Regions from separate parts of the Homo sapiens genome. Here region 2 is linked to region 1. A link is a contact called in ENCODE Hi-C or POLR2A ChIA-PET data. All regions are on one chromosome and are shown on one strand. The core of a region is the stretch at or near the end of the contact, and the rest is flanking DNA. Distances in the headings are between cores, read along the strand shown.

Region 1 (6,837 bases), core at 2,433-4,932:
GGCTCCCAAAGTGCTGGATTACAGGCGCGAGCCACCATGCCCGTCCCTAACTATAAACTTCTAAAAGAAAGAAATACAAAAGCATATGAGAAAATATTCATGAGAGCTGGAATACAATGGTTTTGTACTTGGAAAAATATTATATTGGTTCTCTATTTTTCATACACTGGAATTAAATCCAGGTGGATTAAAGACCTAAATGTTTCTTTAAAAAAAAACTATACAGGGCCGGGCACATGGCTCATGCCTATAATCCCAGCACTTTGGGAGGCCAAGACAGGAGTTTTGTTTGAGCCCAGCCTGTGCAGCATAGAGAGACCCCCAACTCTACAAAAATAAACTAAAATTAACCAGGCGTAGTGGCATGCACCTGTAGTCCCAGCTACTCAGGAGGCTAGGGTGGGAAGATCACTTGAAACCGGAGTTCAAAGCTGCAGTGAACTGTGATTGCACCGCTGCATTCCAGCTTGGGGGACAGGGTGAGACCCTGTCTCAAAAAAAAACAACCAAAAAAAACTATATAATTTTGTGTGGAAAATATAGGTAAATATATTTTTGACTTTGGGGTAGTGAAAGACTCCTTAAGCCACAAAAAGAATTTAAAAAGAAATGATGAACATACTTGACCATATGAAAATTAGAACCTAAATCCATAAACCTTAAGAAAGTGAAATCTAAACTACAAACTGGGAGAAGAGATAAATAGTCTCAAGACTACATGAAGAACTCTGATAAATCAATGAGAAAACAACCTAATAGGAAAATAGAAAAAAAAACATGCATAGGCATTTCATGGAAGAAGAGATACAAAAGGCCAACAAACATAAAAAGAAATATTCTATTTCATTAGTAATCAGGGAAATGCAAATCAAAAGTGCAATGAGGTACATTCAGCTGGTAAATTTTCAGAAGTCTGAAAAGCCTATACCGGTGAGAATGTGGATCAACAAGATTTCTTATGCATTGCTGGCAAGAGTATAAATTGCTAGAAGCACTTTGAAAACAATGTGGCACTCTGCCTGTTGAGCAATCTGCCCACTGTTGCTCATTTACGTCAACTGTGTTCCAGCAATTGCACTTCTGGGTATAAACCTAAGAAAAACTTCACGTCTGCACCAGGAGATGGGAAAGAATATACACAGCAACATTTTTTGTAAAAGCAAAAAGTCTAGGCTGGGCGTAGACTCATGCCTGTAATCCCAGCACTTTGGGAGGCTGAGGCAGGCGGATCACGAAGTCAGGAGTTCGAGACCAGCCTGGCCAACATAGTGAAACCCCATCTCTACTAAAAATACAAAAATTAGTCGGGCATGGTGGTGGGCGCCTTTAGTCCCAGCTACTCGGGAGGCGGAGGTTGTGGTGAGCCAAGATCATGCCACTGCACTCCAGCCTGGGCAACGAGCGAAACTCCATCCCCCCAAAAAAAAAAAAAGAAAAAAAGAAAACAAAAAAAGGAAAAAGTCTAGAACCAACCCAAAGACCCAGCCAGTGAGAATGGGTGAAGTATGATATAACCACACTGTGTAATGTTATTCAGCAGTGAAAATCTATGAACCACAGTGACCTACAGTGTGGAGTTCTCTTCTTCATATAATGCTGAGAGAAGACAATATATATCATGATGTACTATGAATAAAGTTCATAAACAACAAAAACATTCACTATTGTTTAGGCAATTTATAAAATTTTTAAGCTAATTTTAATTACATATTTTACTGCCAGAAAACCTAGTTTTTAAAGACAAGGAAATTATAAACCCAGAGATTCTTATCGCAAGGGAAGAGAAGGGTACACGGTCGGATGAGCCCATTCAGCATTCTGGCTGCCGGGGTGGCTGCTAGTCCCAGATGTCACTAAGTCATTACCATTTATTTACTTTTTAAGCATGAAATTAAACTTTAAAAAAATAAATATTTAAATTCAGGAGCACAACTCCCGCTTGAAAAGAAAGCTGTGGTGAATCATTTAAAACCAAGATTTGTCCCAGATGGACTGGTTTCACAGGTGACTATTATACATTGAAATGGCAAGATGGGACATGAGACATTTTCTGTCAAACCCCTGAGGCCTTTGTCCTGTCGGCCTGAACCACTGGAATTAAGTCCCACAGCGTCTTCTGGGAGCCCTGGGGTGGTTTCAAGCCCGCCCTGCTGCTTCACAGACACAGCCAGGCACTGAGCCCCAGGCCCACTGCCCTGCCCCGACTCCAAGGATATCCAGCCCTGGTCTCTGGCCTTTCCAACCACTGATGATGTATCATCGAATTCTGTCTGGCCCCTCAGGACTAGTTTATGTGCATCTTAATTTGGCTTAATCGTGGCCACATTGCTTTATTCTTGGGCTCTCTCCTCTCAGAAATCGATGAGTGCCGGTCTCAGCCGTGCCTGCATGGGGGCTCTTGTCAGGACCGCGTTGCTGGGTACCTGTGCCTCTGCAGCACAGGCTATGAGGGCGCCCACTGTGAGCTGGGTAAGAGGGGCCCTGGCCCCGCTGGGGTGACAGCTGCAGCACACTGGCCATGTGCCTGAGGCACTGGGTCCCCCGGACAGGTCTCTGTCTGGATGGCCAGGGTGGCCACTGCATGCTTTCTCGGGCCCCTGCCAGCTCTGACATCCAAGACAAAGATTTTACAAATATCCCTTCCTGCACCTCCCCAGGGGAGACTGAGAGCCCAGCTGAGAAATGCTGGCCTGGCTTCAGGGCGCAGAGAAGGTGGGCGTCGGAGAGGGCAGGTCACAGTCTCTGACACCTGGTCGGTGCTTCCAGCCAGTGGAGGGAGGGGAGGCCTGCCCCATGAGCCCTGCACACTCTTGTACCTCGCTAGGGCTCTAAGCCTGAGAAACGCAGGCTCCAGGGAGGGCAAGGCCCAGGGAGCCGTGCCCAGTCGTGGCCCTGGGGAGCCTCCCATTGCGGAGTGGCCTGGAGGAAGGCATGGCCTGGAGGTGGGGCTTTGCCAGCAGGCAGTGGAGGTGGCACGCCTCCCGAGGAGGGGTGGGTTTGGGGCTGATGGAAGAAAAAGCACATGTCCTGAGTAGTTGCTCCCAGCTGGGAAAGGGGTAACTGAAGCCCCAGGAAATGCACGGAATCCTGGGGGCATGTGGGCGCCTCAGACTTGAGCCAGCAACACCCTTGACACCCCTTCTCTGTGCAGAGAGGGATGAGTGCCGAGCTCACCCGTGCAGAAATGGAGGGTCCTGCAGGAACCTCCCAGGGGCCTATGTCTGCCGGTGCCCTGCAGGCTTCGTTGGAGTCCACTGTGAGACAGGTAGGGGCTCCCTCCAGTGGGCCCCACATGCAGAGCCTGGGCCTCTGGAAGATCAGAGAGGAGGTGGGGCATCCCCACATTCCCTGCTGGGCAGGCCACCTGGGGAGAGGGACCCCCAGGGCTGCGGCCACCTTGGGAGGGAGGGGTGGAGGTGAGGGTGCTGGGGAGGGCTGAGGGGCGGGACCTGCCCACTGCCCCTCTCTCCTGGCCTCCGCCCCTAGACTCCTCCTTTCCCTTCTTCCCGCTGTCCTCTCCTCCCTCCCCCAGACTCCCCCCTTGCAGCTTGGGCCCACTCTCTGGGTGTTCTCCAGAGGTGGACGCCTGCGACTCCAGCCCCTGCCAGCATGGAGGCCGGTGTGAGAGCGGCGGCGGGGCCTACCTGTGCGTCTGCCCAGAGAGCTTCTTCGGCTACCACTGCGAGACAGGTAGGGCGGCAGGCCTGCCTGCTCCCCGCCCTCTGCCCGCCTGCTCCCCGCCCTCTGCCCGCCTGCTGCCCGCCCTCTGCCCGCCTGCTCCCCGCCCTCTGCCCGCCTGCTCCCCGCCCTCTGCCCGCCGCCTTGGAAGTCCCCTTCTCAGGCCAGTGGCCCTCCGCCTGTCTCCCTTGGTCCCACAATGGTGCCTTCTAAACCTCCCCATCTCCTGCGCTCACCCCCCAGACACCCCTCTTCACCCGAGGACACACCCAGGGGTGGGGCCTCACGTCCACACATAGGCCCTGCTGCCCTTGGACAGGCCAAGTTTCTTGCACACCCAGGTCTGGCCCCTGGCTGTCCTTCCATCTGGAACATTCTCCCTAATCAGCCCCCAGTGGGATACCTCCTGATGAGGCTTCCCTGACCACTGACCTCCCCTCCTCAAGCAGGACTGTCACTGGGGTGGTGGCCTGTCCTGTCCTGATCCAGTGTCTCCTCCCCTCAGCCAGTCCGGCTGGTGGCACTCCGCTGTGGAGGGTGGAGGAGCTGCTGGGTTGGGCCCCGCAGGGCAGTGGAGGTGGCAGAACCGAAGGGAGGCAGTAGCTGTCCTGTGCCCCCCGCCCCTCCACACCCACGCAGGAGGGACCCAGTGCCCCAGGAGCAAGGGCGGGGCTGGAGCAGGGACCCCTGGCCACGCCCCAACATACACTGCCACTTTTTCTCCCCTCAGTGAGTGACCCCTGCTTCTCCAGCCCCTGTGGGGGCCGTGGCTATTGCCTGGCCAGCAACGGCTCCCACAGCTGCACCTGCAAAGTGGGCTACACGGGCGAGGACTGCGCCAAAGGTGGGTGGCGAGGGCGCCTCCAGTGAGGGAGCCACGAGGGGGTCCCCTCTCCCTAGAGGGCCCAACGGTCTCCAAGGGCAGAGCGTCTGGCCGCTGCTTGCCCAGGCCCCTTCCCTGAGGAACAGGGAGGGGATAAAATCCCCCGGTGGGCTTGAAACACGGTCACACATTCAAAAGTGTGACCCTCCTGGAGGTACGTGGCCAGGGACAAAGAAGGACTCTGCCAGCGATGGCTGTGTCAGGCCCAAGAGCCAGACCCGGCTGAGCCGCCGACGGGAGCCAGGCATGCATAGCTAACGGCTGACCAGTCCCCTCCCCTTGTTTTGACCCAAACCCTGAAGAGCTCTTCCCACCGACGGCCCTCAAGATGGAGAGAGTGGAGGAGAGTGGGGTCTCTATCTCCTGGAACCCGCCCAATGGTCCAGCCGCCAGGCAGATGCTTGATGGCTACGCGGTCACCTACGTCTCCTCCGACGGCTCCTACCGCCGCACAGACTTTGTGGACAGGACCCGCTCCTCGCACCAGCTCCAGGCCCTGGCGGCCGGCAGGGCCTACAACATCTCCGTCTTCTCAGTGAAGCGAAACAGTAACAACAAGAATGACATCAGCAGGCCTGCCGTGCTGCTGGCCCGCACGCGTGAGTGTCCCCGAGCCTGGCCGTCCCTGCCCAGCCCCTGCCCCTCGAGGGCAGCGCTGGCCCCGGCACCTGCAGGGCGGCTGTCATGCCGTCCACCCTCCTAGTTCTTGCAGCAGCAAGACAGACAGCTGAGCTGGGGGTTGGAGGCACCGCCCTGCTGGAGACAGAGCTGTGTGGGAGTGGCCTTGGGTCCACAAGATACAGGCATGGGATTGGGGCGCATAGAATCGAGCCAAGAGTGGGAGCAGCACAACCCCCAGGCATGGAGCTAGGAAGTGGGACTGGGGAGGAATGGGGGCTTCCCAAAAGGGTCCCTAGAAGGAGCCAGTGTGGGAGACAGGGGCCGCGGGGGTGGGCTTGGGGGGGCTGGGACTCTGGGGTGCTCTGAAGGCCTGGGGAGAGTTTGAAAGAGGCACCTGCTCACAGGGATATGTAGGCGCTGAGGTGTGCTAAGGGGAGGCATCGGTGGCTCAATCGGGAAGAGCCGTGGGGCAGGCCCTAGATGGAATGACAGACCCAGAGCCTCCACCTGGAGCTGGCACTGAAAGCTGTGACCAGATGTGACCCCTGAAGAGGGGGTCCTAGGAGGAGCCTCCTCAGAGCCTGAGCCACCAAGATTGCAGGGGAGGCCCGGGTTGTGCACAGCCTGTGGGGTTGTTGCCGTGTCGGGGAGCAGAAGATGCTGAGCGCTCTAGGGAAGGCGTCAGGGCTTAGCGGGCTTGTGTGCTGCTGGGAGGGATTCTGGGAAGGAGAAAGGAGCCCTAGAACATGGCAGTGGACGGACAGGGGCAGGGCCGGAAGAAAGCAGAGGGCTGGCCTTCCACGGAGCCCGGCCGCATCAGCTAGAGCACAGGGGATCTCGGAACAGGCTGGGCAGGAACCAAGTGGGGTGCAGGGCCATGGGGCCATGGGACTCTCACCCAACATGCCTGTGGCCTCCAGACACAGGAGCAAGAATGGGGAAGGGGTGCTAGAGGCTCGAGGAAAGAGGAAAAGGTGCTGAGAGCACAGACTGCTGCGAAGTGGCGTGATGGATGGATGGGTGGGTGGGTGGCCAGGGCTTCAGGGAGGCCTAAGCATCCAGCAGGGCCCTGCGGGGCGGCCACGTGAGTTTGGTGAAACCTATGGGTAGCATGGCGGGTAGGTGGGGAGGAGCTCGGCGGTTCTCACAGGAGGAAAGCCTCCTGGCCACACCTGGGCCCTAGCTTGATGCCAATGCCAAGGGCATTGAGGGACAGGAGAAGGCATTCAAGGCAGCTTGAGCCCACCCAGAGGCCCACAAGGGCCTGTCCTGCAGGAGTTGACCACCAAGGGGCTGGAGTTCCCAACACAGCAAGGACACAGAGCACACCTCGGCCAGTGGAGAGCCTGGGCGCATGTGCGGGTGGCACTGAGCAGGTGTCAGCAGGAGCTGCCAGGGGCTGAGTAGGGGTGGCTCGCCTGGGCTGTTTTAGGAAGAAGCACCTGCAAGGCCGCCCCATGTGAGATCTGCCCTCGGAAGGTATCTGGAGTGAAGACAGAGCCCGCCCTGCCCGCTGCAGAGTTGGGGCTCCAGCCAGCCATGGTGGGTGGAAGGGACCGCTGTCCACAGACCGGGGTGCTGAGTTGCCGGGAGCTGAGCGCTGCCCTCTGGGCTCTGCCTGGTGCATCAGCAGTGGCACTGGAGCTTCGGAGGAG
Region 2 (6,647 bases), core at 158-2,657, 550 kb after region 1:
CGGAGGTCCTGGGTACGTAGGCCTGGTCTTGCTGGAGAGGAACAGGAGGCCAGTGTGGCCAGGGGAAGGAGATCCTCACCCCTCGGAAGGGCCGTGACCTTGACTCTGAGCAGACAGAAGCCCTCGAGAAGGCTGAGTGGGAGGGACGAGGTCTCTGACTGCAACCACAGGAAGCCAGGGAGGGCAATGGCAAAAACCCTTGTGGCAGAGGAGGGTGGCCTGGGCCAGGTGGCCGTGGTGGAGGCAGTGGAAAGGACCTAGCTTCTGGATCTATCTTGAAGGCAGAGCCACCCGGATGTGCTGATGGTTTGGATGTGAAACACGTAAGAAAAGATGGTAACGGAGGTTTCTGGCCTGAGCAATTGAGAAGACAAGTTACCATTAATGGAGAAAAGGAAGAATGAGAAGAACCTTGGGAGGTGTGAAACAGCAAAACTCAGTCACCTGGGATAGCCCAAGTCCTAAGATGGGCTAAACAAACACCATAATTTCTCAGACAGCCAGCTATAGCCTTGGAGACCTTTCAGTTTGGTAGACTTTATCCAGCTCAGCACTGAAAAGAAAGAGGCTTTGGGCCGGGCGCAATGGCTCACTGAACCTGTAATCCCAGCACTTTGGGATGCCGAGACGGGCAGATCACCTCAGGTCAGGAGTTTGAGACCAGCGTGGCCAACGTGGTGAAACGCTGTCTCTATTAAAAATACAAAAATTAGCCGGGCGTGGTGGCACACGCCTGTAATCCCAGTTACTCGGGAGGCTGAGGTACAAGAATTGCTTGAACCCGGGAGGCGGAGGTTGCAGTGAGCCGAGGTCGTGTCACTGCTCTCCAGCCTGGGCGACAGAGACGTTTTCTCAAAAAAAAAAAAAGAAAGAAAGAGGCTTTGCAAACCTCAGGTTTTTGGGCCGGCTCTCTGGCCTGTGCGGAGCACACCCCACAGCGACTGCCACGGGGCTCTGGCTCTCCTGGGACCGGGTGGACCCACTTCCACTGGTGAGCGCAGCCTGCATGGGAGCTGAACCCTGTGGGAAGCGGCACCCCGGGCGCTGGGGAGCAGCGATCCAGAGTCCAGGTTCTGAGCTGCTGCACCGGGGCCGCGATCTCCACCCCTCACGCCCGAGTCCCCGGCACGGCCACCACCGGCCCCTGGGTCCCGAGGGCCCCGAGGAAGAGGCCAAGGGGCCTGGCGGCGCCCCCCAGGGTCCCAGTGGAACAGGGGCACCAGGGCCGCGGCGCCGGGCATGGCCTTCACACTCCCCACGAGGCAGGACAGCCCCGGGCTAGGGTGAGGGGCACGCGCCGCAAGTCCTGCCTCTGCTCCCGGGCGGCCCCCTCCAGCCTCCGCCGGCCCCGCCCCGGAAGCGCAGCCCCGCCTCAGGCGCCGCATCTCCGCCCTCTCTTGCGCCTGCGGGACCGGGAGGGCCGCGCTCGCCCCCCAGCGCCAGGGTCACGCCACCGCGCCCTGTTTGGGGAGCGGCAGAGGAGTCAGGGCGGAGGCTGGGCGGCGCTGGGCGGTGGGGCGCGCTCACTGGCTGCCACCTCACCTAGCAGGCGTCACAGGGCTCACTCAAGAGCTCCAGCAAGAGCAGAGGCGGGAGCCTCGCCAGCCCCTCCACAGACCACAGCGACCGCGCCCCTCGGCCCGGAGGCCCCGCCCTCCCCACTCCTGCTTCCCCAGCCACGGGGTCTTCTCCCGGCCCCTCATCTACTTGGCAGACGCCTCTCACCGGCAGCCTCTGCCTCCCCCTGGTCTTTCCCTCCCACCACCCACCGTGGAGTCCTCTCCGGGAGGCCCTGTCCTCCATCCAGCGCTCCTCAGAGGGGACCGGAGAGGAGGCGCTCCTTAAATGGGGAAGAAAGACGGACAGAGCCAGGGACAGCGAGAGACGGGACGGGGACAGAGACACAGAGACAGAGAGACAGGGCCAGAGAGACACGGGGATGGGGCCAGAGACGGGGCCAGAGACAGAGACACAGAAAGGGATCTTACTCTTTCTTCCCTTAAAACCAGCTTCTGGGGGTCTCCGAGGGGGACTCTCAGGTAAGTAACAATATTATCACCTTCCCTCCCAAGAATTAAAAAAAACAAAAATAACGAAAAAACCTTTTCCCTGAACTTGATTTTGAGGGAAAATAGGTCACAGATACAACCCACAGCCACCAAAACACACATACGGATGCTGTGAGAAGTGGTGGGTCAGTGCCTCGCTGGAGGACAGGAGGGGCCTCTGGGAGCTGGGGGGGTGGCCCCTGAGAAGCCTCAGGGTCTGGCCTGGCTCAGAGGCCTGGGGCGGAGTGGGGAGCCCTGGACTTGGGAAGCCTGGAGGCTCTTCTGGCCCCCGCTCTGCCACAGGGAGCTCCTGCAAACAGCAGGCCCAGGGCACCCCACGCGTCTGCCCAGGACACCCCAGGTGTTCGCCCAGGTGCTGAAGGCCCAGGCTGGCCTCCATGCAGGGTTACCCACCACCCGCCATAGAGAAGTAATGCGCCACTCCGAAAGAAAGGGGTGCTGCCGGCTGGACGCAGTGGCTCACGCCTATAATCCCAGCACTTTGGGAGGCCAAGGCGGGTGGATCATCTGAGGTCAGGAGTTCGAGACCAGCCTGGCCAACATGGTGAAATCCCATCTCTACTAAAAATATAAAAAACTAGCCGGGCGTGGTGGCGGGTGCCTGTAGTACCAGCTACTAGGGAGGCTGAGGCAGGAGAATGGCATGAACCCCGGAGGCACAGGTTGCAGTGAGCCGAGATTGTGCCACTGCACTCCAGCCTGGGTGACAGGGTGAGACTCTGTCTCCAAAAAAAAAAAAAAAAAAATTAAGAAAGAAAGGCATGCTGCTCCTGAAGACCTTCTGCTTCTCCAGCAATGGACTAATGGACTCTAAGACACTGCCTGAGTTCAGAGATGGACAAAAGGTGACAAGACACCAAGTGTGAACAAGAGCAGCAAAACATACAAACTGCAAAATGTTGATGGGGCAAAGGTGAAACTAAGAGAAAGGGTCTTGCTCAGTCACCCAGGCTGGAGTGCAGTGGCATGAATACGGTTCACTGCGGCCTAGACCACTGGGGCTCAAGTGATTCTCCCGCCTCAGCCTCCCGAGTAGTTGAATGAAGCTGCTCCATGAAGAAAGACCACTAACTAAACATGTAAGAACTCAGGAGAGAAACGGCAAGGAAAGAGGAGAAGGTGAAACATGACCTGGCAGAAGTCGAGAAAGTAAAAGAAAAAAAATCAAGCCACCACCCAAATGAAGTGGAGATTGGAAGCAGCACAGGGAGAAACAAACACCGGGAAACACAGCGGAACACAGAGGACAGAAATGAGTTAAAAAAAAAGACAAAAGATAGAGAAATGGAAACAAAGTTAGAAGGACGGGAACGCCTGGCACACTGCTGATGGGGACGTGAACTGGCACAGCCTAGTGAAGACCATCTGGCATGTGCCTGAGAGGTTAAGTGTGGAGCAGTGGCCCAGGACTGCCACTCCTGGAGACATGCACTCCCAGCAGAAATGACACACCTGTCCCCACAGGACGCTGCCCATGAATGTTTACAGCAGCACCATTCCCAACAGCCCCAAAGTGGAAACAACACAGATGTCCGTCAACCAATGAGTAAACAAACTGCAGTATATCCAGACAATGGAATGTTATTTGGCCATAAAAATGAAGCACTAATATAAGCTGCAATTCAAATGGCCCTTGACAACACACCATATGAAAGCAATCAGGCTCAAAAGAGCACATATTCTGCAATTCCATTTCTGTGAAAGGTGCAGAACACACACATCTACAGAGACAGAACGTGGGTCAGTGTTTCTCCACAGCTGCGTTCTGTGGCAGAAGACGCTAGAGTCACACGTAGAAGGCGCATGAGGAGGGAAGGTGAGTGGCAAGGATGCTACGGCTGGCCACAGCGATCCTTCCAGATTGCAGGCGCGTGAGCTGGCTCACTGACACGTGCAGTGAGTGCGAGCTACAAACTAGATTCCGAAAACTCAGTCCAAAAAGTCTTCAAATAATTCAATAATCTTATAGTATGGGTGGTTGCCTGTTGAAATAATTTTTAGATAATATCGGGTTAAATAAAATATATTATTAAAATCGATTTCACTTGTTTCTTTTTACCTTTTTAATGTAGCTATTAGAAAATATTAAACTACATAAGAGACTCACTCTCTAGACCTTTTCGACAGTGCAGGAATGGAGTTTTCAACCCTTGGCACCCAAGGAGCTTTGTTTCTATGTCTTCTCCCTGAGGACATTACCAGCAGCTGGATGTCATCAGGAGACAATAGGGAAATGATGCGGAAAGAAACCTCCGTAAACACTGAATGTACTAAGCCAAAAAAAAAAAAAAAGCGGTTATAGAAACAACAAAAAAAAACTGGTTATAGGTGGTAGATGCCTGGTCGTACAGGCATGACACTCAACTCATAGGACCCTTGAAGGGGCAGAACTCCCCACTGGTCTTGTCCCTGAGAGCTGACACCACAGAGGCTTACAAATGAAGTAGCAGTGGAAGATTTCATTTTAAAAACTGGGCCGGTTGCAGTGGCTCATATCTGTAATCCCAGCCCTTTGGGAGGCCGAGGAGGGTGGATTGCCTGAGCTCAGGAGTTTGAGACCAGCCCAGGCAACATAGCAAAACACTGTCTCTACCAGAACTACAAAAAATTGGCTGGGCGTGGTGGCACGTGCCTGTCGTCCCAGCTACTCAGGAGGCTGAGGTGGGAGGATCGCTTGGGCCTGGGAGGCAGAGATCGCAATGAGCCGAGAGCACATCACTACACTCCAACCTGGGTGACAGAGCGAGACCCTGTCTCAGAAACAAAACAAAAACAAAACAAAAAAAAGTAAAACACAACAAGCATAATATAAAATAAGATGACAGAACCAAGACTAAAAATGCTTGAACTTACATATGAAAAAGCTTTTCAAGGCCGGGCATGATGGCTCATACCTATAATCCCATAACTTTGAGAGACCGAGGTGGGTGGATTGCTTGAGTCCAGAAATTCGAGACCAGCCTGGGCAACATAGTGAAACCCCATCTCTACCAGAAATACAAAAAAATTAGCCAGGCATGGTGGTGCGTGTCTGTAGCCCCCGCTACTTGGGAGGGTAGGTGGGGAGAATCACTTGCGCCCAGGAGGTTGAGGCTGCAGTGAGCCAAGATCGCGCCACTGCACTCCAGTCTGGGCAACTGGAGAGACACCCTGCCTTGAGAAAAAAAAAAAAAAAGGCTTTTCAGATTGGACCACAAAGCAAGACCCTCACCTCTTTTGCTGTAAATGAGAGATGCACCTAAAATAAAGCAATTCAGAGAGAGAGTCCAGAAAGCTGGGCAATAAGCAATAAGGAAGCAGGCTTCCCAATCTTAGCATCACGTAAAATGCATGGAACTAGACAAAGAATGGCTCTCCCGAATGAAGGGCAGAATGCACAATGAAGACGTAACCGTGAGGGATACTCATGCACCAAGCACAGCAACATCTATAAAGCAGAAATTACTGATGACACACGAAGATGTCGAGAGAAAGAAACTAAATGAAATTGCAATTCACCTCTAAGTCTGAATGAATACAAATAAAACAAAATTCCCAAATAATATAATTAATAAGGTAGTTCTGACTGATACATATTGAACTCTGTAGCTTAAAACTAGGGAATACCGCCGGGCGCAGTGGCTCACGACTGTAATCCCAGCACTTTGGGAGGCTGAAGTGGGTGGATCACCTGAGGTCAGGAGTTCGAGACCAGCCTGACCAACATGATGAAACCCCGTCTCTACTAAAAACACACAAAAAATTAGCCGGGTGTGGTGGTGCATGCCTGTAATCTCAGCTACTCGGGAGGCTGAGGCAGGAGAATCGCTTGAAACTGGGAGGCAGAGGTTGCGGTGAGCCGAGATTGCACCATTGCACTCCAGCCTGGGTGACAAGAGCGAAACTCCATCTCAAAACAAAAACAAAAACAAAAACAAAAACAAAACTAAGGAATGCCTTCTTCAAGTTCCTCTGGAACAGTCATGCAAACTGGCCTTCTAAATGGTCAAAGAAAGCCTGTAAGTTCCAGAAAGCAGAAAGAAGTCTACTGTCTGATCACAATGCAGTGAGACTAGAAATGAAAATCAATCAGGTGTCCCTTGAAAACACTGCGCGAAAAGAAAGAAGCCAGACAAAAACGTATATATTCTATGATTCCAATTAGATGAAATTCGAGACCAGGCAGAAAGGATGGAGGGTGGGGAATCTGAACGGTGACGGGGAGGGGCTTGGAGGGGAGTGCAAAGGAGAACCTGGACCGCTGGACGTGGGTGTGGCTGCACAAGCGCCTGCACCTGCCAAAACTCACCACGGGAACACCTAGGAGCTTGTGTTTCACTTATGCGAATTACACCTCAATAAAAATGTTATAAAGAAAAACCTCCCCAAACAAATTAATATTTCAAAAAGCAGAAAACTTAAAAAAACTAAAAGCATTTTATCCCAAGAGTGTTTACTATGTTACTGCAGCACAGGGTTCTGGGTGGCCTCAGAGCAGGGGATGTGGTGGGGAGTGAGGTCGGCCTCACAGCTCAGGGCCTTGGCTCCTGGCCCCAGGGTCTGCTGCCATCCAAGCTGCAGCACCTACTGCAGATCTAA

The links. A loop is a pair of places that touch in the nucleus more often than their neighbours do. ChIA-PET counts read pairs that join two places held with the same protein, here RNA polymerase II (POLR2A). Pooled maps may share reads with other maps.
Region 2: a pooled map shows a loop between it and region 1 (3-fold over the local background). The contact joins the enhancer-like site here to the promoter of SNED1-AS1 in region 1. A Hi-C loop is called at or near these places in 3 of 37 single-sample maps with no recorded cell type and 8 of 50 pooled maps. POLR2A ChIA-PET finds 5 or more read pairs at or near these places in 1 of 52 experiments (naive thymus-derived CD4-positive, alpha-beta T cell).

Annotation. Positions count from the first base shown.
Region 1 is chr2:241,060,436-241,067,272 of GRCh38, forward strand. It overlaps SNED1-AS1 (SNED1 antisense RNA 1), which reads right to left and starts at 3,683. Exons shown (of 3, transcript NR_187212.1): 1 at 3,645-3,683. It overlaps SNED1 (sushi, nidogen and EGF like domains 1), which reads left to right. Exons shown (of 32, transcript NM_001080437.3): 17 at 2,356-2,469; 18 at 3,152-3,265; 19 at 3,577-3,690; 20 at 4,409-4,522; 21 at 4,864-5,160. It also overlaps a transcript of MTERF4 not described here. RefSeq lists a silencer at 3,632-3,791.
Region 2 is chr2:241,608,929-241,615,575 of GRCh38, forward strand. All of the region lies in intron 2 of THAP4 (THAP domain containing 4), which reads right to left. Among named protein-coding and RNA genes, the nearest start is that of THAP4, 25 kb to the right of the region's middle. RefSeq lists enhancers at 612-1,113, 1,114-1,614, 1,831-2,351, 6,624-6,647 and a silencer at 1,064-1,633. Within about 2 kb of position 1,408, at least 21 of the 41 ENCODE cell types and tissues checked have a DNase peak (open chromatin) inside an H3K27ac peak, as active enhancers do.